3 separate regions of the Mus musculus genome follow, and all the other regions are linked to region 2. Evidence: chromatin loops called from intact Hi-C (ENCODE). Cell type or tissue: left cerebral cortex. All regions are shown on one strand.

The links. A loop is a pair of places that touch in the nucleus more often than their neighbours do. Peaks named below come from ENCODE experiments on the same cell type or tissue, not always from the same donor. Only the 100,000 strongest peaks of a DNase experiment are listed, where the experiment ranks them.
Region 1: it touches region 2 in a loop (11-fold over the local background); 2 of 42 quality-filtered maps call a loop at or near these places.
Region 3: a loop joins it to region 2, with 2.6 times the contacts of the local background. A loop is called at or near these places in 2 of 42 quality-filtered maps.

Annotation. Positions count from the first base shown.
Region 1 is chr13:111,174,705-111,182,704 of GRCm38, reverse strand. It overlaps the pseudogene Gm18315. Among named protein-coding and RNA genes, the nearest start is that of 3110015C05Rik, 51 kb to the left of the region's middle. In left cerebral cortex, no CTCF peak of the experiment used is centred here; DNase peaks (open chromatin) are centred at 3,331 and 5,414; H3K27ac peaks cover 1,787 bases.
Region 2 is chr13:111,041,449-111,049,448 of GRCm38, reverse strand. No RefSeq gene overlaps it. Among named protein-coding and RNA genes, the nearest start is that of 4930526H09Rik, 140 kb to the right of the region's middle. In left cerebral cortex, no CTCF peak of the experiment used is centred here; a DNase peak (open chromatin) is centred at 4,790; H3K27ac peaks cover 2,438 bases.
Region 3 is chr13:110,615,602-110,623,601 of GRCm38, reverse strand. No RefSeq gene overlaps it. Among named protein-coding and RNA genes, the nearest start is that of Gm33045, 7.6 kb to the left of the region's middle. In left cerebral cortex, no CTCF peak of the experiment used is centred here; a DNase peak (open chromatin) is centred at 4,416; H3K27ac peaks cover 258 bases.

The DNA of each region.
Region 1 (8,000 bases), 130 kb before region 2:
AAGCCAGAGGTTTCCCATTAATACTGGGACTGTACATCCGTTAAACAGCGGTGTGAGCCATGCCACTATGAACATCCTGCAAGTACTTGAGAGCCCCTTTTCAGTGCTTTTGGACACACACAGGAATGCAGTGGTTGGGTCAGACAATGCCTCAGTTCCAATTTTTGAAGAGCCGCCAAATTGCTTTCTGCAGAGATCAATTAATTTACAGTCTTGGTGCCATTTTATCTGCCTATTTGACAACACCTGTGTTATAAACAGCTAAGTGTGTTTGAGCAGTTCTCTCGAGGTCTTCATTTGCATTTCTGTGATAACCGGTGATGCTAATCATCTTTTTGTGTATTTATTGACCATTTGCATATCCATTTGATGAATGGCTATTTTTGTCCTTTGCCCATTTTAAAAATTCAATTGTTTGCCATTTGTTGTTGAGTTTTTAGAGTTCATAGAAGTCTAGATGTGGCCTGCAAACACGTCCTTCTGTTGATGGTGTCCTCTGACACACGAGTTTGACCCTTTCATGATATTTAACCCGTGTCTTTTAACACTGATGCTTTCGGTGTTTGATGTTTCGATTCATGCCTCGGTGTTGAGTTGGCTGTGCAGGACTCACAGGTCTTCCCACCCAGCTGAGATCCTCCCAGGATCACGCTCTTCTACCACCTGAACCTCCATTACATTCTAGCTTTTCTTTGCTTTTTTTCTTTCTGAAAAACAAAATAAAACTCAGTTAAGTTTGTAACTTTGTTATGCTCACATTGAAGCAGCAAAACACAATAAAGTGAGCATCATCTTACAATGAGACTGACTCCATGGTGATAAATTTCACACATACTGTGACTATTGCTCGATAGTTCTAATATACACCTCTGACCAACCTTCCTTTCCATTTTCCTAATGAGTGTTTAAAATACTTTTCCTCCTCTTTAAATCTTCGGATCTCTTCCAACCCAACCTTCTTGCTCAGGTGTCATATTTGTGTCCACTGTGGTTGAAAATAAAAGATGACTAGAAATATCTTTGGATGGTCCAGACTACCCCTCTCCTCAACCTGCTCTGCTGTACTCATGACTTTTCTTACCAAGGGTGGAAAGAGTTATGCTCATAGTTCATGTCTTCATGTAGGCCCCAGACCATGCTGCTCCAGGATTGTCTCTGAAGAGGTCTTCATTTCCCATGCACCGTTATCTCTTCTGTACCACACCATTCCCTAAAGCCTACTAAAATACAATATCCTCATGCTGAAGAAATTCGTCCTTAACACTGTACCCACCTTGAGTTGTTCTTGGAACTGGACAAGAATCTCCCATGATTCCTTCTTTAACAAACATTACTAGAAAAGATATTAATATCCTTTATTCTTTCTATTCTTCATATAATCCATGTTAACTTATTTTTAATGAATTAATATTTATTTAATTGTATTTAAAATTAATAATATTTAAAAATAAATATTCCATTTAAATGGACCTTTCCTTGGTCCTTAGTGATTGACACCTAGGTAAATCCATTGTCTCATTCTCTGTTTTCACTGGGATCTTTCAGCAGCACTGTGAATGGGGCTCTAACTCTACTTAGGTCTCTGCATGTTTTCCATGTGGTAACAGTGCCATTTTGATTCTCTGAGTGCACGCTCTCTCTCTCTCTCTCTCTCTGTCTCTCTCTCTCTCTCTCCCTCTCTCTCCTATCACATCTTATTTTGACTTTATATTTTACATAGCCTTCTTCACATCCATTATTTTCTGTCCTACTACTTTAAACAAAAGCTCTCATTTTAATCCCCAAAGCCAAATACAATATACAGGAAATCTGGAGCTATTCTTACTCTTACCTCTTTACCTGCTCGGGAAGCTGAAGTTAGAGTGTACAGCTGTTTTCTTCTATGTTCTTCCCTTTGTATGGGAACTCTTTTTCTCTTTTTTAAAAAAATTATTTTATTTTTAATTTAATTTTTTTTACATTCCATATTCTATTCCCTGCCCTTCCCATCCACCTTCCAACTGCTCTACATCCCACACCTCCTCCCCTCCACATCCTGTATCTATGCGGCTGTCTCCACTCCTCACCCCATCTGACCTCTAAATTCCCTGGGGCTTCCGGCCTCTTGAGGGTTAGGTGCATCATCTCTGAATGAACACAGACCCAGATGTCCTCTACTGTATGTGTGTTGGTGGTCTCATATCATCTGGTATATGCTGTCTGTTTGGTGGTCCAGTGTTTGAGAAATCTCAGGGGTCCAGATTAATTGAAACTGCTGGTTCTCCTACAGGATCGCCCTTCTCACCAGAAAAAAAAGATATGCTTGGTCCAGCAACAGGCCCAAAGTAGGATCCAGCTCAAAGGGAGGTCCCAAGGCCTGACACTATTACTGAGGCTATGGAGTGCTCACAAAAAAGGGCTATCATGACTACCCTCCAAAAGTCCCAACAAGCAGCTAAAAGAGTCAGATGCAGATATTTGCACCCAACCAAAGGACAGAATTGAATTAGAGAAGACTTTCAGTCTTTTTTTTCTGGTGAGATGATTGGTCTGTCTTTGTTGAGCGGTCTGGGCCCTCTTGATTGTAATTTGCTTCTTTAGGGTTTGAGTGATCAGAGTCTAAATTAAGGTGGAATTGCTTTTATTACAGCACATGGATAAGGTCGAACATGCTCTAGCAAATACTCCCAGGTTTTATTTTTCTATTCCTGTGCTCAGTAGTGACCCTAATGTACTTTGATAATTAAAGTGCATTTTAAATCTGGAGACTAATACTGTACTTTGATGAATGCTTGGTGGGTCTGAGAGAACTTAAATGGCCAGTGGCCAGCTACAATTTTCTGAAGTGGAACACTTGTCTTGTTCTGGGTGGACCAGCTTCTGCCTCAGCCCAGAGTTCCACCGTCCTACCAATCCTGAAGCTTCAGAGAGGCAATGGACTACTCATGAGTGTTAAAAAGTTAAGGGGAGACAGCCTTCTAGCCTCGACTCACACATTCTGTTGTCTAGCCACAACATTCTAACTAGAGCAGGGACATCTTTTATTGGCTAGTGTTTGGGAACATATCTAACAGCTTGTAGGCTGGCACTCTTGTCCGACAAGATGCTTTTGCCAGATGTGGCTTTCACTGGGTTTTCTGTAGGTCACATTATCCTTCTAAACCAACAGCTTCTTTTAGGTGATGGGGCACAGAGTAAGGCCAATGGATGTCACTGGCACAAGCCTGTTTCTTCCCCCCTGCACTTGACCTCTTCTTAGTGTTGTCATAGGAGCAGAAAGAAGCCCAGACACGTGGACTTCCTGGCTCAGTGGCACAGCAGAGTGAGGGAAGGCTTGAGGAAGAGTGGTGCTCACAGCTGACAACTTAGCGTGCACAGCTTGCCTCGTTACACAATGTAGGTCTTTGCGCAGATGTAATTCTATAAAAAGCTCTTCTTCAGCCATATTATTTAAAGTATCGCTCTTCTCCTTTCTTGCTCCTTACGTTGGTTTATTTTATAGAGAACATAACCCCCCTGGCTGTTGTTTAGATCCATGATCAGCCTGCTTCCACCATGATTCTGCAAGCTGCATAAGGACAGGCTCCTCTAACAATGCTGCAAGCACAGGAAATACTCAGATATTTGTTGCAAGGTAGGAAGAGAGAGTGATACGGGGAGACATCCTTACTGTCAGTCTGTAAGCAAAGTTAGTGTATCATGATAGCTCTAAAACGTGATTCCAAATAATTTCAACACGAGAGACAAAGGCAAATGCTGAAAGAATTTGCTAAGATGTTAATATTTTTGCATGCGCAAAACACCTACACAGATTTGCAAGTCCTCCCCTTTAAAGGGAGTGAATGTTGAGAATCCCTAGATATTTAAGAAAGCCCCTGATATGAAAACTACAGTATACGGAAAAAAAGGAGAAACAAGTAACTTGAAGAAAATATTAAAAACTAGAAAACAGAAAGTATAAAAAAGTTGAAAACTTTAAAAAAATCTAGTTACTTTCATTAATATCCTCTGAAGAGAAGGCATTCCATTTATGTAATAACACCCAAAAGCTAAAGTAAAGCATTTAAAAGAGAGATGATAATCTAAAATTAAAAGTAGGAAAACAAATTTCAGACTTAGCCTGGTATGTAAACCTGGACAGGAAGATCATGAATTTGTGCTGAGCCAGGCTATAAGGAGATTTCCAGGTCATCCTGGACTATACGGTGACACTCTGCTTAAAGCAAGCAAGCAAAACCTCCATCCAAAAAGTTAAATAAAAATCAGAATTCTAAAGTAGTAGAAGTATTGAAAGGCAAGACTGATAGTTTCTCAGTAATCATTTATCAAGAGGAATAAAAGGTAGATTAGAAGAGAGTCAGTTTACAGGGCCAACAAGTCCGCGGGACAGACCAGAAAGTGGGAACTGGGAGAATAGGCTGAGTGGAGTTTTAAAATAATTCAAGAAACATTTCCAAAGTCAAACCATTTCCAGATGAAATGAAACTATCAGATATTCAACCCAGCAAGTAAGAGATGGACAAAGAGAAGTCCCAGATGCTGGGCCAAGGAGAGGGGGTTGTTTTCTTCCAATTTCCAACTGTTGGAATTCTTAGGGGATTGAAATCATACATATACTTTACCACATAACATTTATTTATTTTTTTAATCCATAAAGGAACTCACTATAAATGTCACGACTAGGATCAAGAGAAGGCATACATGTGCAATTTGCTAGATAGCTGGAGGCTTAAGCTCTAAGACATATAGAATATTGGCATGCCAATGAGAACTATACATTCTATGTAAAAGCATGGAAGTGTTAGGAGCAAGCCAGAGGACAGAAACACAAATGCCACATAGTCAGTTGATAAATGCCTGCTCTTGCTAGGAATTGCAGATCGCTGAGTTAAGGCCCTCAGCACTATTCTTTTGTCTATCATGTGAGCAACACAGTTTGTTAGTGTTCATTATTTCTGTATGACTTGGCCAGAGGTTTGAAAAAAGATACGTACCCTCCTACTCGGGAAGGAATACTGATGACTTTTAAGAAAATGAAATTTGTAGTGTCTGTTACAATAGCATATATGTAGTTTCCTCTGACCAGTCAAGTGTCCTGAGTACCCCCACTGTGGCATACTCTCAGAGGGGTACTGGGACACAGTCACAGATTTGTTTAATATAATGTTGTTTGTAATGGTGGAACAACAGAGAGCTTACTGCTGGCCAACAGAGGATTATTTAAGACAACTGTGGTAAGTTCATATAGTGAAAGATTGTGTCCTCATGATAAAGAAGGCTTCTCCACATTACATATTTGTGTGAATAGTTCAAGGAAATTTTAAGTGCCCAACACATCAGAGGCTCTCAACCCCCTGAGGTTGACCAACTCTTTCACAGTGGTCACCTAAGACAATTTAAAAACATATTTCCAACAGTCTTAGGAACTGAGACTTGGCTCCTCTCTCCGTGTCCAGCTGGATCCACCCACATGCACATACACCCTCATACCCAGCCTGGGGACATCATCACATCAACCCATCGCATATACCCCAAATAAATACAGGTGTATGTGACAGGGTTAGCAGTACAATGTACTTATGCGGGCCAGTCACACAGTGTAGAGAGCAGCCACTAGCAATGTGTTACAGACAGTAGCATTTGAGGTCAAATGATACTTCATTCAGTTACTAGGCGATATAAAATCATTCACTGTACAATTGTCAACTATTGTAAAAAAATCCATGGGAACCTAATCTGGATGCTGATATATCTTTATATGTTGAGTCGTGGATGATGTGAATGCTACTCCCTTGGGAGTGTAACAGGTATGTAAACAAACAAACAAACATAAAAACCAACACCGAATGACAGTTATTAGAGTCATTAAATAACTGTATTGACTGAACAATGCCACGAATCATCTTTTGTACTACTAAAGCTATTGTTACATATTATTTTCATTAGGAAACCACTCCATGACAATGGATTGTGTAGAGAAGAATGTTAAAAAGGAAATATAGTGAGGATTTTATAGTATGGTTTTACCTCAATAATTATAGTGGGAATTAAGAACCTGGAATGTGTTGTTTGGTTTTAAAGTCCTATCAGTCAATTCTACAAAGCTGAACAAACTAAGCCATTTTGATAGCCAGCACCTGAGCTTTGCTGACAAGGAAATCGCACTATTTCAGAAGCAAAGCTGATAGATTCAAGAAAGCCAGACTTGATGCTGGTGGCAGGTACCACAAACAGAACACAGCAGACTTTGAAGCCTTGTGTGGTGGCACGCAGGATTGCTGGAGCCATGAAACCTATCACCTTTGCTGAGGACATACTGTTGCCAGTGTCCAAAGACATAACTCAAGGCATGATTGGAGGCAAATTTGTTACCCACTTGAGTGCAATTTTCCTATCTAATGACACTGTCTTCAGGAGAAGAGATGAAGAGATGATGTGTCTGCTGATTCTCTTGATCAGATAACCCTGGAAATGAAATCTGTTTCACCAACAGTATTTAGTATCCAGCTTGATGACTGAACAGACATGGTACACTGTCCACAGTTATTGGTTTACTTGAGGTATATTAATGATGGCATCTTTAAAGATGAAAGATGAGTAACTTTGAAACAAGAACTACTGGATGTGATATATTTGACACACTTGGTTAATTTCTGAAGAGCATAGGATCTCCCAGGAAAGGTTTGTGGTATTCACACAAGTGGGGTGCGCCAGGTATCCTGGGATGGTGATCTGTATTCCAATGTTTGGTACCATAAGTCGTTAGAATTCACTGTATGGTTCATCAACAAATATTAGCAATGAAGGCCACAAGAGTTACAAGAGGCAATGTAAAGTGTCCTAAGTTCTGTCAATTTTGTAAAGCTGAGAACTTTGAGCAATTGAGGGTTTCTGAAGCTGCGCTATAAGCTGAAGGCACGAATAAAGTTCTGCTGTTTCATCTTAGTGAAGTGAGATGGTTGTCCAGAGGAAACGTTTTAAAACGCATTTTAGAGCTTTGTGATGAACTCAAGACATTTTTTTTTAATCAGAAAGCAAGACCTCAGCACTTTTCAGTGATAGAAGTGAGTTGTAGAAGTAGCTCACTTGGTTGGATTCTCTGCCATCTTGAATGAGTTACATTTATCACTGTGGGGACCAAATACAACAATGCCGCGATGTCTGAAAACATCTGGTCATTCCAGTTACAACTTTAGCTTGGGGGGGGGGAGGGGGGGGAGGGGGAGGGGGAGGGGGAGGGGGAGAGGGAGAGAGAATATGAAAATAAAATTTACATGTTACATGTTCTTTCTTTGAGGAATATGGACAAAAGGATCATGATGATAGTTTCTGTGGAAGAACACTTGGATATGCATGGAGTGCATTTTCCAAGTCCAGCAGACACTTCATTTGCACTCGCCAAAAGCCCATTCACAGTTACATCTGAAGATGCTTCTGAGACAGCACGGAAGGAGTGCATTCAACTTATTAACAGTGATTTAGCAAGAACCGACTTCTCTACAATGCCAGCGACAAAATTTTGGATCAAGTGCTTGCAACCATACTGTTCTGTCCGAGATGGTATTGCCTCTTAGATTCCATTTCTTTTTTTTTTTCCATTTTTATTAGGTATTTAGCTCATTTACATTTCCAATGCTATACCAAAAGTCCCCCATACCCACCCACCCCCACTCCCCTACCCACCCACTCCCCTACCCACCCACTCCCCCTTTTTGGCCCTGGCGTTCCCCTGTACTGGGGCATATAAAGTTTGCGTGTCCAATGGGCCTCTCTTTCCAGTGATGGCCGACTAGGCCATCTTTTGATACATATGCAGCTAGAGTCAAGAGCTCTGGGGTACTGGTTAGATTCCATTTCTAACAACCCATCTCCGTGAAGCAGAGTTCTCCATCTTGTTTGTTACCAAGTCTAAGTGCAGAAGCAGAGTTGTGGAAGATGATCTTCGCTGCGCTCTTGCAAAGACTCTACCAGGGAATTTCTGATTGAGTGAGAAAGAAGCCGTCTCAACCTCCCCACTGACA
Region 2 (8,000 bases):
CCTAAGGCCAATGAAAACCCTCGTGACAATGGAGAAAGGGGCTCTTCCAGTATCATCATGAATTTGCATGTTTTAAAATGAGATTGGGCTATTATACATATTATTCTATAAGCCACAAAGAAGAAAAGGCAGCATCGTTCCATCTATCCAAATCAGAAGATATTAGCCCCCATTCATATCATTGCATGATATCGTAGAGTACCATGAAAACTAGGCCTCATTGAGGAGCCCCTCAGGTCAGTTCCAGCACCTAGCAGATTTTATTAGTGAGGTAATAATACTATAGAGAGAGCTGAAGAGATGGCTCAGCAGTTAAGAGCACTGAATGCTCTTCCAAAGGGCCTGAGTTCAATTCCCAGCATCCAAATGGCAGCTCAAAACTATCTGTAACTCCAAGATCTGACTCCTTCACACTGAGATACATGTATCAAGCAGGCAAAACATCAATACGTATAAATAAAAATCAATTAAAAAAAGAATAGTGAAAAGCCAAGACAATGTCGAGAAATACTTGTTAAATGCATTGTTGCTCATATTTAATCATAATTCTTAGGTTCACATGAGACGTGCCACAGAGGATATCTGTGTGCTTCAGGCAGGGGTCTTCGTTCTGCGCTCCTTCCTGTAACACCCCCAACCCCACCCCAGCAAGCTCTGAAGCCTCTAAAGTCCTCTGTCACACACCCTAGAGTTTTCTGGTTTAATTGGTCTGGGATGTTGCTTGACTGGGGAATTTCGAAAGTTTTCATGTGATTTTAATATGCAACTAAGTTTGAGATCCACTAATTTTGTTTTGCTCCTACATCCTGCAAGAAGTTAAGGGAATTGGGAGAAGGTATGCATTATGAATGAAGCATAATACAGTTTATGGCTTGAAAAAAAAAATCTAGCATTTTCAAATTCCAGAAGAGCTGTTCTTTGTCAGGGCAAAAGGCAATCATCTCTCACTCAAACAAAGAGACACACCATGTATCTTTCCCATTTTGAGAGCTTATATGGCTAGTTCATCTTGCTCTTGACAGATAAATTGGTCTTTGCAATCGCAGAAGAAGTCAGGGTTCTGTCTTTCCAAAGGACGTCTGAGAAACTCTTAGCTAAACAGAGAGATGTGACAAAGTGTTATCCTCTGATGTGGAATGATGTTATGAAGGCTGACAGGCCAACAGCAAGGTCTGCTTCCTCAGGTCCCCACCATAACAGCATCTCACCTTCTTCCCAGAAATAGCAGATCTGATTTCTTCTAGCACATGCTTTGGCTGAAGAGTGAAGTAGTGATCTAGTGTCTTTCTGAGTGGCAGTGTTCTATCTGGTCTCTTGCACCCCACACTGGAGTCTCTCTCTTTAAGGTCCTAATTCCAGTGAGAGAGTCTGTCGATACCCCATTGGGTTACCACGCCATTCTGGTGGTTTTACGGTTCACCAGCATCATAGCTGGCAGGACTGTTAGCTGCTACCCTTCTTTGGATGCTCATTGCATGATATCGTAGAGTACCATGAAAACTAGGCCTCATTGAGGAGCCCCTCAAGTCAGTTCCAGCACCTAGAAGATTTTATTAGTGAGGTAATAATAACTGAATCCAGGAGTACAAATTCAGAGGTGGAAAATGGGGCCAGAACTGGTGTTAGGTCACATGTGACAGTGGAAAGATTCAAAGGAGAGCTAGGGCCTGTCTGGCTGGGAAGTCTGGAAAGAGGATAGGGCAAGCTTTGGCTGATATCAGGGAGTTGTCCCCAGCAAGAACTGTCAGATGTTTCACAAACCGTTTCCAGTCCACAAATGTGCAGATCGAATATATAGCAAAGAAATGAAAGGAGAGGGAGCCGATCCTCAGGTCAGTATGGCCAGACAAGATGCCACTACCCTCTTTGGTTTGAGGGGGTACTCACAAATTTCCAGCATGTTCCAGGGCTCCAGGTTGGGTGCCATCTATGACCCTCCCTGTCTCAGGGGATCAGTGGTGGATATTGGTCTATGAGGGCAAAGGAAGCAGAGGTGACGGATGGTGGAGGTTCAGAAGGCCAGTGAGTAGGTACAGAGATGATGACACTGGGACCAGCTGTGGGGAGTCAGATCAACTTTACTTGGGAATGATCAAGACTTATATAGTTTGGAGTAGGGTGTCAGAATATCCAGGATGAGCAAAGGTCATTGGTTGAAGGCTTACAGTACCGAGATGCCTCATTAGCATAAAGAGGCATTTCTGGAATCTCAGGTGCTAGCTGAACAGGCTATTAGCAGGAGAAAGGAAATCGAAGCTGTTATCTAACTAAGGCTATGTGACATTCTGCAGGAAGAGGTGTGTGTGGGTTTTTGAATTCCCCAGGCAAGGTCAGAGAAGGGGCAGCCCTGCTAGTGAAGGAAGTCCATCATTTTTGGCCAAGACCAGAAGGCTATATGGCAATGGTAAACTTCGACCTTATTTAGCATGGTTTTCTGACAGGCTATAAGGCTCTTCTGGTGGGGAGTTTCATTTATAAGAAATATATTTTAGATTCTTTAATTTGTGAAAAGAGATTACTTACTTTTGCTTTTGACAACGAGGCTTTAAGTTTTATGTAATAGAGAGTAAGTCACATATAGAACCTAGAACCAGAATCTTTAAAACAATTATCATTTATGTTTTGAGATTATAATTACCTCGGTTTCTGCAGTCCAAGCAGTTTCTGCAATCCAAGCCCTCTTCTATACTCATTGTCCTCTTTCAGATTCTTGGCTTTTTAAAACTGTAAGTGTTGGGGTGTGTGTGTGCGTGTGTGTGTGTGCGTGTGTGCATGTATATACAGGGCTGACCATTTACTTTTAGGTAACCAGTTAGCGTGTTCTTCTCTGGGAAAGACTCTTTCTCCCACTCTCGGCATTCCTTAGTTGCCTGTAGTTTGTTGTGTAAAGTTGAAGCGTACTGTTTTTTTCCTATCTGCTTTAGCATGTCTATTGCTGTTGTCCCTGTCCAGCTCACGTGTAGACAGCGTGTTGATGAGACTTTACGGATGTAACTTCTGATATTCCTAAGAGATGCAATCTCACAGCAAACTCCCTGATCCTCTGGCTTTTACAGTGTTTTCTCTCCTTCTTCCACAGTGTCCCCTGAACCTTTGTACAGGAGCTGTTTCACTTAGTTCAATAAGACAGTCTTCCTCCCACAGGTCTACTTGGATAAAATAAATATATATCAGTGGCTCTTAACCTATGGGTACTGGCCCCTGAGGGGATCTAACCACCCTTTCACAGGGGTCACCTAAGACTATTGGAAAACACAGATATTTACATTCTGATTCATAACAATAGCAAAATTACAGCTACAATGGTTGGGGGGGGTCACACGAGATGTAGAACTGTACTAAAGGGTCACAGTGTTAGGAAGGTTGAGAACTGATGCTATGCACCCAGCCCTTCCCTATGACTGTCCTGTCTGTCTTTGCTAGTTGAGCTAATAGCATGCATGAGTGTCTTGCAGTTTCTTGGAAGACAGGCATGAAATCACTTACCTTTCTGCTGTGATGGGCTAATAAAAATAGGCTTCCTCACAATGGGTCCGATTCTTCTGGAGAAGAAATTCTTCATGGAATCTGAAAAGTCAGGCCAATGTGGTTTGTGTCCCTATTGCTTTCCTGCAGACTATGTTAAGACCACTCAGAAGGTTTCATGCCAGTAAAGGTGCGCCTTCACTTTTTGGCATCCACAATAGGGTCTGGGTTTGGTAACTGTATATGGGATAGATCTCCAGGTGGGACACTATTGTGGATGCCAAGAAGTGCATGCTGAAAGGAGCCTGAAATAGCTGTCTCCTGAGAGGCCCTGCCAGAGCCTTACAAATACAGAGGCAGATGCTCACAGCCAACCATTGGACTGAGCATGGGGTCCCCAATGGAGGAGTTAGAGAAAGGACTGAAGGAGCTGAAGGGTTTGCAACCCCATAGGAAGAACAGCAATCTCAACCAAACAGAAGTCCCCACTCCCCTAACCCCAGAACTCCCAGGGACTAAACCACCAACCAAAGAGTACACAAGGAGGGACTCAAGGCGTCAGCAGCACATGTAGCAGAGGATGGCCTTGTCAGGTATCAATGGGAGGAGATGCCCTTGGTCCTATGAAGGCTCTATAGATGCCCCGCTGTAGGAGAATCGAGGACAAGGAGTTGACAGTGGGTGGGTGGGTGGAGGAACACCCTTATAGAAGCAGGGGGAGGGACGATTGGATAGAGGGTTTCCAGGAGGGGGGAACTGGGAGAGGGGGTAATATTTAAAATGTAAATAAAGAAAATATCCAATAAAAAAGATACACTTTCACTTGATATCTCGGTGAACTATGAGTCCTAGAAAAGGAACCCAGCCATCGTCACTTGTAAGTCATAGCCCAGCCAGGGCCAGCACAGGCAGCTCTTTGGCTCTCTTCCCCATTTCCTATGGCCCAGGAGGTTCACCTTTTGGGCTGAGTTTGGCTATAGCTCTTGTTCATGTTGCTTCCTTATCTTCTATCAAATTAAAATCGCTTTGTTTCTTTCTTACTTAAAAATTATTAATAAACTTGGCTGGCATTCAACCAAGATAAGCAGCCAGGATGAGTTTATGTTTAAGTTTGGGGGCCTATAATTTTTGTCTCTGAGCACACTGGACTGACATCTCCCTGGAGGGGTGGGTCTTCCATATGCATGATCGTATAAATAGCGAGGCTTTGTAATATGGGGGTGCAGCAGCCTCAAAATAGCTAAGCTGGAAGATGTTATGATAATGCTATTTTTTTTTTAGCCTCATGCATCTGTGTGGAGGGAACAACATCTTATTATGTGTACATAATGTGCTCACCAAGTGCCTAGCAGACGGCAGTTGGCTTTGCTTGGAGAGCAAGGCTGATGACAAGCCTCCGCACACGGTTACCCAGAGAAGCATAAATTAGACCTGGAGTCACAGTGCTGGGGAAGCAAGATAACATCCTGGGAACGGTTCAGCCTGAGAGCTGGTGTGCTGTGCAGTGAGAAAGAGGGAGAAAACGAAGTGGAGAGGCTACGTGCCAAATGGCTCAGGTCTGCAGAGCACGCTTCTATCATCCAAGGCTGGTCCTTTGTTAGTCCTAGACCCTTTATCTCTTAAAAACTTCCTACCCAGTTAAAAATCAACTCCTAATTGAGTGGACTTGTTTGGAAGAGGATAGAGTCCAGCCATGAGAAAAATAGAGTGTGTTTGAATAGAACACAGAAGCCAAAGTAAAGATTTTGAAATAATAGATTGCTGCTTGGAATGGAAGGGTGTGTGTGTGTGTGTGTGTGAGGGGGGGGGATCATTACATTAATACCATCTTGGCAACTCTTCCAAATCCTGCAGGTAAATTTTACTCTTTGTGTATTATTTACTAATAAAATAGCATGCTAAGTTCTACCCATTGTGTGCTATTTATGAATAAAATAACACGCTGAGTTTCATTAGCCGAATACCTTGTCCATTTCTCACTGTACCCCTTTTGTAATTAATCCTATGTTATTGGTGACACCGTTTTGGTTAGAAGAGTTTTATCTCTTCCTTTTACATGCACCACACACCACATCCTCCCCAAGGTGCAGGAGTGACATCTCACATTGAAATTTGAGACTGTAACCTAAAACCCAAACCCAGGAAGGAAACCACATGCCACAAAACAGACCTTTCTTCAGTGTGGCCAAGGCTTGATCTCCTGAGGATCCAGGTCATAAGGTCATAGAGTCATCATTGAATCTAGAAGGGAGAAGTGCTTGTCCCCACTACAACCTTGAATTGAGTCATGCCAATGGGGCTGAGTTTTAAACAGTAGCATCAGCCCCAGAGCCCAATGGCTCACATAACTGCTGACCCTGGTCATGGAAATCAAAAGTTAGAAGAGCAAAGTGAGAGTATCTGCGCCTCAGCAGTGGTGTGAGCATGGGGAGAGGTGATTTAAGGAAGCTAAGGTTATTGCCTCCATTTTAATAGGAAGCCCAATCAGGTCCTGGCTGTTTAATGTAGACATGTTTTTAACGATCAAAGTATAAACATGTCACCTACGAAATAAACACTAATCTTTATTACAGACGTCAGTTCAGCTCTGGAAACTCCAGTTGTGAGTTTAGCAGGAGAGAATGACTTCTGCTTTTCATGAGGCTAATTCCTCTGAAATTTTATAAGGAAAAAACTTTTCAGGAAAATATTTTTTTATTTATTTGATTTCTCTACAATAATATGCTCAGAGTCCAGGAAGCACCCAACTGTATTCTGCATTGTGAACTATGAATTCTCATAGTTCTGAAATTCTCATGAATTCTGAAAAGGTACAGGAAATACCATAAAATTTGTCCAGGATTCCAATTATGCTAAAATATTTCCAGGGTATTTTAAATCCTATATAGTCATGGGGTTTTTTGTTGTTGTTGTTGTTGTTTAAATTAAAGCATTTGGCTTATGTGGTCATATGAATGATTTTATCATAGAGAAATCAAGGCCTTATTCTTGAAAATGAGCCAAAACTTGGCTTTTGGAATTTGGGACTTGTAATAATTTCAGGAGGTTGTTTTAACCCTTTTTATACTGCAATGCCTGAGTAGTCACATTTCATAAGTTCATACCATATGTTTTTCCAGCTTCATTAGTAAGCATAAAGAAAATTGAAAACAAGAGAAATTTTTTTTTCTGAAGGAAAGTAAATAGGCATGTGAGGCATACATGCAGAAAGGTCATGGCAGCTGTTCACACTCTGACAAGGATGCATCCAATGCACCCCAAGCTGAAGAAGCTGTCAGAAGTTGCAGGGCCTCACTGTCATCTAGACTCATCACGGTAACACAGTGGGGGAAGCTGGCTGGCTCCTGTAGCTGCCTGGATTCTATCTCCTCCTTGATACATGAAAATTTATCCAAAGATGAAGAAACACCACGATGACAACCTACATAGAGGTTTCTTTACAAACTTTCAGCATGGTTATTGTATGCATTGGAAGTAGCCATTTCTAAGAATACATGCACTAGATGGAAGCCTATACGATGTACAAGAATCCAGGTTTTCTCCTTTTTCAACAGCACTGCACTTTAAACACCTAGCACAGAAGATTATGGTTCATACCTGACACTTACAAACTCTAAGCATAGTAATGTGGCAATTGGTCTAGGAGTGGGTTTCTAACCAATTACAGGGAAAGTTGTATCCCCAGCGTTAGAAAGGAATGTCTTTCTCCCATTCTTGAGCCATTGCTCAAGGACAGATAGCTATGTGATACCTGTGGTTATCTCTCCTCAGATATGGGAAATGCCTATCTGGGACACAGAGGCTAATGAGCCATGAACTGATGGCAGTACTAGATCCCTTACATTCCAGAGACAAGGCTGTTTTCCATTCTCAAAATCCTATTTTACTTGGATTTATTTCTCTTGCTTATAATTGAAAAGGTACTTACAGAACCCCTGAGAAAATGTTTTCCTCGTGTTCTGTGGTGTCTCTTGACACTTACACTCTGATGTCACTCATAGGCCACAGTTTGGATGCATGCAGAAGAGTGCAGTTTAAGATTGACAACAACAGGTCTAAGAAAAACACAAAGGACAGTGTGTCAGAAATGGAACTCTGAATTGATGCTTTGGGGTTTTAGAGCAGAGGTCGATAATTGGAAACAAGTGTAATTCAGAGAGGCTTTATGCAGGAAATGGACTTGGCCTTGGCTAAGCAGCATCAGTGGAAAAAATGTCCTGAGGAAAGAAGATACTGTACGTGAAGAGAAGAAGAGAAAAAGCACCACATGAGATGCAAGTGAGATGTAAGGAAAATGATGCCCTGGGTGGAAGGGTGGGGCTGCATTTGGGACTAAACACCAGGCAACTGAGTAATATTTGCTGTGAAAGGAAATAACCTGTTGAAAGCTTTAGTCAGGGATGCACCTGATAAAAAGGATGTGCCATATATTAGTGCTTCTAGCTTGGAGGGAATGAGGAATGAAGAGGCAGTTGCCACAGTTCAGCACTGTTAGAGATAGTGAGATCAGTGTAAAGACATCATGTATATTTTAT
Region 3 (8,000 bases), 430 kb after region 2:
TTGTTCCATAACCCTTGCAGAGAGAGGGTTGATGTAGGTGTGCCATCTATAGCTGAAAACTCACGGTCACCTTCTCAGCACTTAGATCAGCAATGCACTACTTTCTGCAAGAAGAAGTTCTCTGATCCAGGTTGGGCTCAGCATCAATTTGCAGATACAGACACAAACATACAGACAGCTGTTGGACAGCATAGGAAGTTAGAATAATAGCATCAAAAGGTCTTCCCCTGGCCATGGGTTTGACCATATTTATATACCAAGCCTACTCCCTCCTCTGGAGCAAGTGTCAGATACAACTAAGAAAACAGCTCCTCGAACCTCCGATGTGTACTTATAAGGAATAACATCTGCCTGGTATTAAGATTTCCATGTAATAGCCCGTGGTTTCTGGGAGCACTATCATTCACCCATGTTCAGCGTCATGTTTCTGAATTAACTGACAAATTAGTGAGTCTCATAAAGCATCTCTCTTCAGGGAACCCCACTCCCTGTACCTCAACCCCTTACCCCCATTTTCATCCCTATTTAAGTCACTAGTTCCCCATACATTCTTCCTATTCTCTCACATTATATGATGTTTTCATTAGGGTTCCTAGTGCTGTGATAAAACCACCATGATCAAAACAACTTGGGGGTGGGAGGGTTTATTTCTCCTATACTTTCATATAACAGTCATCAAAGGAAGTCTTATCAGAAACTCATAGCTGGAACCTGGAGGCAGGGACTGAAGCCAAGGTCATAGAGGAATGCTGCTTTGTGGGTGGCTTTCTTCTCATGACCTGTTCAGCTTGCTTTCTCGTACAACTCAGGGCCACCTACCCAAGGTTGGCATCATCAGTGTGCTGGCTAGAGGTATGTCAACTTGACAGAAAACACAGTCGTTTGAGAGGAGGGAACCTTAGTTAAGAAAAATTCCTCTCTAAGAGAGGGCTGTGGGCCAGGCTATAGAGCATTTTCTTAATTAGTGATTAAAGGGAGAGCTCAGCCCATTGTGGGCAAGGTCATCTCTGCGCTGGTGGTCCTAAGTTCTATAATAAAGCAGGCTGAGCAAGCCATGGGGAGCAAGGCAGTTAACAGCACCCATTCATGGCCTCTGCATCAGCTTCTGCCTCCAGTTCTCTGCTTGAGTTTCTGCCATTGGTTCTTCACTTATAGACTATACTGTGGTACTGTAGGCCCAATAAACCCTTTCTCCACAACTTGCTTTGCGGTCAGGGTGTGTCACAGAAGAAATAGAAACTGAGACAATCACTTCTGGGATGAACCTTCTAATAGAAAATCATTAATCAAAACAATGCCTGACAGATTTGCCCATAGGTCCATCTGGTATTTCCTTAGTTGAAGTTTTCTCTTTCTGAATGGTCCTACCTTGTCAGGTTGATACATATGTTCTGCTATTATGTCTTTTTCACTTGCATTGCAAGGTCAAATGCCTTCCTAAGGCACTTGTTCCTGCACACGTTTTGGTAAAAGCTTCTCTTGGCCCCTCATTTTCCAATCCCCATCATTCCTCCTCCTGCTTGAACCCTTCTGCCCCCAGGTATTAGCCCCTCTGCTTTCATTTCACCTCCATTGTATCCCTCCTCCCTAGGTGCACCTCCATCAGTGGACCATTTCCAGTCTCTCTGTTTGTATATGTACTCCATGTTAAACATACAAAACAAAACAACTGAATCAAGCACCCTCATGAGAGGGAAGGTGTGGCATTTGTCTTTCTGGATTTGCATGACCTCATTCAGATTTTTTTTTCAGTTCCATCCATTTTCCTTGTAAATTTCACTTTTCTTGCAGCTGAGTAATACTCCATTGTGCATATGTACTGTATTATAATTATCCATTCACCAGATGTTGGGCATCTAGGCTGATTCCATCCCCTAGCTATTGTAAAGAGAGCAGCAGTGAATATGGATGTTCAAGTATCTCTATTAAAACAAAGGTCGTTGGGTACATGCCCAGGAGCTGGGGCATATGGTAGATTTAGTGCTAGCTTGTTGTTTTAGAAACATCCAGAGTGGTTTCTAGACTGGCTGCACTAGTTCCTACTTCCACAAGGGCTCTCCTTTCCTCTCATGTATGCCAGCGTTTGTATTCCTAATGACAGCCATTCTGAGTGGGGTAAATGGAATCACAAAGTGGTCTTAATATGCCTTTCTCTAATGGGTTAGGATCTTAAATATTCCTTATGTATTTGTTAACTCTTTGTATTCCTTCTTATGAGGATATTATGTTCAATTTCAAAGCCCATTTTTTCAATTGGCTCCTTTCTTGGTGATTTGTTTGTTTGTTTGGGTTTTTGCTGTTGTTTTTTGTTCTTTATATATTTTAGACAACGTCATCAGGTAGATAGTTAACAAGCATTTTCTATGGGTACCTCTTCACATGACTGACTGCTTCCTTTGATGGACAGCTGCCCTTCGGCTTCATGAGATCCCATTTTACACTTCCGAGTTTTACTTCCTGAGCAACGTGAGTACGTTTGACGGTCCTTACCTGCACCTTTAAGTTGAAGTGAAATCCCAAATATTTTCCTCTAACAGTGTCAGAGGATGGAGTCTTCCGCTGAGTCTTTGATCCATTTGGAGTTGAATTTTGTGCAAGGTGAGAGATGCAGATTTAGTTTAATTTTACCACATGAACCCAATTTTCCCATCACCATGTACTAAAGATGTTGTTCTTTCTTCTTTGATGGCTATTTTTGGCATCTTTGTTAAAGATAGGTTAGTTCTCATTTCATGGCACTATATTCTTTTCTATTCACTTCCACTGATCGATGTGCCAGTGTTAGCACCATGTTGTTTTTCTCACTAAGGCCCTACAGTATAACTTGAGATCAGATACAGTGATAACTCCTGCAGTCTTTTCTTGATCTGCTGGTTTTTGATTAGAGGCTAGCTAAGAAAAAAGTGAATCTAGTAGCACTGTCCTGTTGGGAAAGTGAGCTTGGTGAATCTACACTGGTCAGTGATTACCAAACTCTTTTCCAGAGGCATATGCATAGAAGTATGCTGAGACAGGGGTTTATGAGTAACAACCAGGACCTAACGCTTAAAGTTTAGAACCTCATAGTTTCCCACGCTGATGGATTCATTTATGCAAAGAAATTACAGCGCAGTGGCTGCTAGCTATATTCAGAGACGTCTGGCAAATGTCTTGAACTTCATTTCCCATTCTTGATCTCAACACTCCACTCCATCCTCTCTTATCTGTCTACCGTTCTGTACTCTGATCCCATGAGGCCAATATATTTATATTCCAAATATAAGGGAAACTACATGCTATGTCTTTCTCTGTGCTATTATTTATTTATATTTCATCTATTTGCTTTTTGAGATAGGCTTTCATTATTTAGCCCAGGCTGACCTCAAACTTTCAGTCTGCCTACCTCAGCCTCTAGAGTGCTGAGGTTTCAGGCATCCACTATCTGCCCAGCTGCTTTCCTGTCTTTTAAAAGTTAAAATTATACTATTTTCAGAATGCTTTGAGTATACCTACTCATATAGATGCCCTTTTTGAAATACCAAAATTCCTTCATGCATAGCAATAAAAAGCTGCCTCTTGCTTTCATACTTCTGTGTCAGAGCCTTGGCTAACCAGGAGCCTCTCTAAGTATCTCCTCTTACTAAATTCCCACATTTTATAGAAACTGTCATACTCATGTCCTCTTAATGTACAGCCTTTGGAGTATGGTAAGAGGAAAAGATTCCCCTCTTCTCATGAAGTCTGAACTGGTCTTGGGATCTGATTTCATGGACTGCAGCATGAATTATGATAAGTAAATGATAAGGCTAGGCTTTTTGTGTGCGGCTGCCTTCTCTTCCTTGGGAACATGGAGTCCAATAGAGGAAGCTTATGAACTCCAATGGAGCAGGAGACCCAGAAGAAATGAGATGACCCGTTCTAACTGAAACCAGCACTTTTATAAATTTTAAATTATTCACTCTGGCTTATTTTCAGGAATCATCTCTCCTTACCAATATTAAATAGAGTAAGAAGGTTTATACTGAAATTAAATTTCTCTCCAGGCAAAAACTGAACAAAAAGGAGTTAAATGCTTTATTTTTTTAAGTAAATAAAAAGCAAATTAACCAAAGATTATATTGACATTAAAAATTTGCCTGTGGGCATTTACAGCAGCTGTGTCCATAATCACCAAATCACAGAAGCAACCATGATGTTTTCCAACAGATAAATCGATAAGCGTCCAGACAATGAGCTACTATACATTCACTTAAAGGACAAGCTACTGCTCCACAGAAGCCAAGATGGAAATGTAAAGGTAGGTACTCTCAAGTGAAGGAAACCACTCTGTAATGCCTACACTGTATCATCACAGTTACTTGGCATTCTAAAACAAGGCGAAAGAGTGGAGACAGGAAAAGAACAATGGTCCCCCCCAGGAGTTTTAGAGGAACAGAAGGCAAGTGGGCGAGGCACCTGGTATTCTTATGGCAGAGGAACAGTTCCCTCTCGTGCTAGAATGGTGGATTCGTGTTGTGCATTTAGAAACACTCACAGAAGAAAGGATGTCCTAATGTGAACCATGCATGTGTTCAGTGGTCAAGTGAAAATGATGATTCACGAGTTGCTACAAGGATGCCAGAATGATCTTGTCCATAGTGGGGAGACCACAGAAAGTTGGCACAGATGCATAGGGGTTCTGGCTATCCTGCTGTGACCCCCAGAGCCTCTAGATTATCTGATGCTTATTTATTTTTATTCTATGTGTAGGCATGCTTTACTTATTGGGTGTATGTGCACCATACTACCTATGTGCACGTAGTACCTGTGGCAGCAGGAGAAAGGCATACGATCTCCTGGCACTGGAGTTATAAGTAGTTGTGAGCTGTCATAAAGGTAAGAAATCCTCAGACTTCTGCAAGAGCAGCAAGTGCTCTCAAGTGCTGGAGTCGTCGTTAGAGCTCCTGGAGTATATATTTAAAACTTGGAGAAAAACAACTTTAGAATGATTGACCATTCATTACAGTGAGTGAAATGAGAAGAAAAAAAAGAAAAAAAACAAAACAAAACCAAAAAGCTCAACAAGTTAGCCCTTAGAGATAGCAATTCAGACCTATAATGAGATAAGCATGTATCCATCCAACTAAAGGCTATCATTGAAAAGACCGCATTGTCAGACACGTGGACACCATATCTTTTCTACATCACCTCATAGCGTGAAAAATACGCAGCCATTCTTTCTTAGACAATTAAAACATACTTCCTTGAGTAATTCCACTTTTCAATATGTCCCCATGGAAACTGTAAACATAGGTAAATAAAAGGGTTTGTAAACCAATACTGATAGCAACTTTTTCCGTAATTCCTCCAAACTACAAACAAAACCACCTGCATTCGACCAGGGAGTGTGTAAGTATTGCACACTGTGCTATAGTATTACAGCAAATTCTACTCATCAATAGAGCCAAGCAAACGACTGTCTCAGGCCACAGTAGAGATGAATCTTCCAGGCCCTGGGCTTGGAAGCAGGATTGGCTTCATAGGCCGGAGGCATAGGGACTGTCACAGAACAGCCTGTGTTTGCAAAGGCTTTAGAGGAGATTGAGTACTCTACTGTCACCACCTTGAAACTTTCTATATATTTCTAACACGGTCCTGTATCTTCAGGCTTCACCCTGAGGCTTTTAAGTACATAGCCGGTTAGATCACTACCTCTTTGTGTTATAAAGTTCCTTAAATCCGTTCAACTTTAGATTTTTAATCTCCATTCAAAGTCTCTCTCTCTCTCTCTCTCTCTCTCTCTCTCTCTCTCTCTCTCTCTCTCTCTCTGTCTGTCTCTCTCTCTCTTACACACACACAATGCATTAATTTGATCCATATCACTTTTTGTTTTCTCAATACCTGGCTCCCTTCTTCAGATCAAAGAAGAGCAAATCTAAGGCTCTTTAGTGACTACAATGGACATGTTCTCCAGTGAACTTAAAGTTTTGAGAGAGTCTGTTTTGCCACAGGACTTCTTGTAAATATACCAGCTGATTTAATGAGTAGGAGTTTAAAGACAGGATGAGGTACATCAATGGAGAACTCAGTTTACATGTTTTCTGCTTAAATACTGTTCCTTCCATGGCTTTAGCACTTTTTACAGTGTAAAAGGAAATGAAAGTCTTATACTACGGGTGTTATCTAAGTTGTCTATTCCAAAATGATATTGAATTCTAACTCCCTGTGTGAATGGGATCCAATGTAGAAATGGAAGCTTTTCAATTGATCGTGTTAAGATGAGATCATTGAATATCTCTAATCCTATGTAACTGGTAGCACTTTCTTACAAAGAAAATTTGGGACAGACAGGCATCCAGGTGCAGGAAGATGTAAAAACACTGAGAGAATTCTAGGGACGCCTGAGGCTGCCACAAAGTAGGAGAAAGGCCAGGAATCAATTTCCTCCATGGCCATAGAAGGAGACAGCCATACCTAAGCCTGACTCACCAGAAATGGGCAGAAATCGGCTTCTGCTCTTTAACCCACTGAAATGACAAACAGACATGTGCTATCATTCAGCTGTAAGAGAAATCCAGAGTCTTTGTTTCACTCTCCACCTTTTCCTTCTTATAGATGACTCTGCTTCCCAGCACGCTTGTAGGTGGGTTGTGCTTGGCTCTCCATCAGAGGGATGCCTTTTGTTTAATGATCATATGCGTTCTCCCTCAGAGTGACACCATAGACCATCTAAGTGTTTAGACATGTGTGCTTGAAGTACAGGTTTCTGGATCCTAGAACAGTAGGTAGAATTAGATTATAATTGCAAATGAATGAATATTGAATTAGTATTTTTTAATGATCTCCTCCAATATCCCATACCTCTGTGAGTGAATGAACTTAAAGCTTAATTCCCTGAATGAATCTTTTGCTGGGTAACCAGTGTCACCCAAAGAGAGAATTCACAGGCTGAGAAAACTCAATTCTTTTCTTGGGTCCATCTCATTTCTGGAATTATTAACTGTCCCCCTCGACCCTAAGAAGGGCTTCTTGAGACAAGGTCATCCCAGATTAGAAACCTCATCGAAAGCAGCAGAGAGATTCCTGGAAGCAGAATATTGCTCCAAGCTACTGGTCACCCCTGTGTTTCGCAAAGGGAAGGGAAACGCTTAAGAAGGAACTGACATGTTCTCCACAATGACTTTGTCTCACTCCTAGCACAGAATCCAATCACATAGGTCAAGTTTATTAGGAGACTTGATTCCTTCAAGCTACTGAAGGTAGAAAATGATTACCCCACTGGGCCAAAAGTTGACTTCTTGAAATCCTAGCAGACCCTGCTCCTGATAAGGTCAAAAAAAGAAAGGGAAAAAAGCCCCTTCTGCTCCACTCAAGCCCCGGGCTTCCTGGCCAGCGGAGTTGCCTGACACCCGCAAGGGCCCACACAGGATTCTCCACGGGATCCTAAGACCTCTGGTGAGTGGAACACAGCGCCAGCCCCAATCCAATCGCGGGGAACCGGGAGACTGCGGTACATAGGGAAGCAGACTACCCGGGCCTGACCCGGGGCAAAAGCCCCTTCCACTCCACTCGAGTCCCGGGCTTCCTTGCCAGCGGAGTTGCCTGACACCCGCAAGGGCCCACACGGGATTCCCCACGGGATCCTAAGACCTCTAGTGAGTGGAACACAACTTCTGCCAGGAGTCCGGTTCGAACACCAGATATCTGGGTACCTTCCCTGCAAGAAGAGAGCTTTCCTGCAGAGAATACTCTACCCACTGAAACCAAGGAGAGTGCTACCCTCCCAGGTTTGCTTATAGAGGCTAACAGAGTCACCTGAAGTACAAGCTCTTAACAGAGACAACTATAACAGCTAGCTTCAGAGATTACCAGATGGCGAAAGGCAAACATAAGAATCCTACTAACAGAAATCAAGACCACTCACCATCATCAGAACGCAGCACTCCCACCCCACCTAGTCCTGGGCACCCCAACACAACCGAAAATCTAGACCCAGATTTAAAAACATTTTTCATGATGATGATAGAGGACATCAAGAAGGA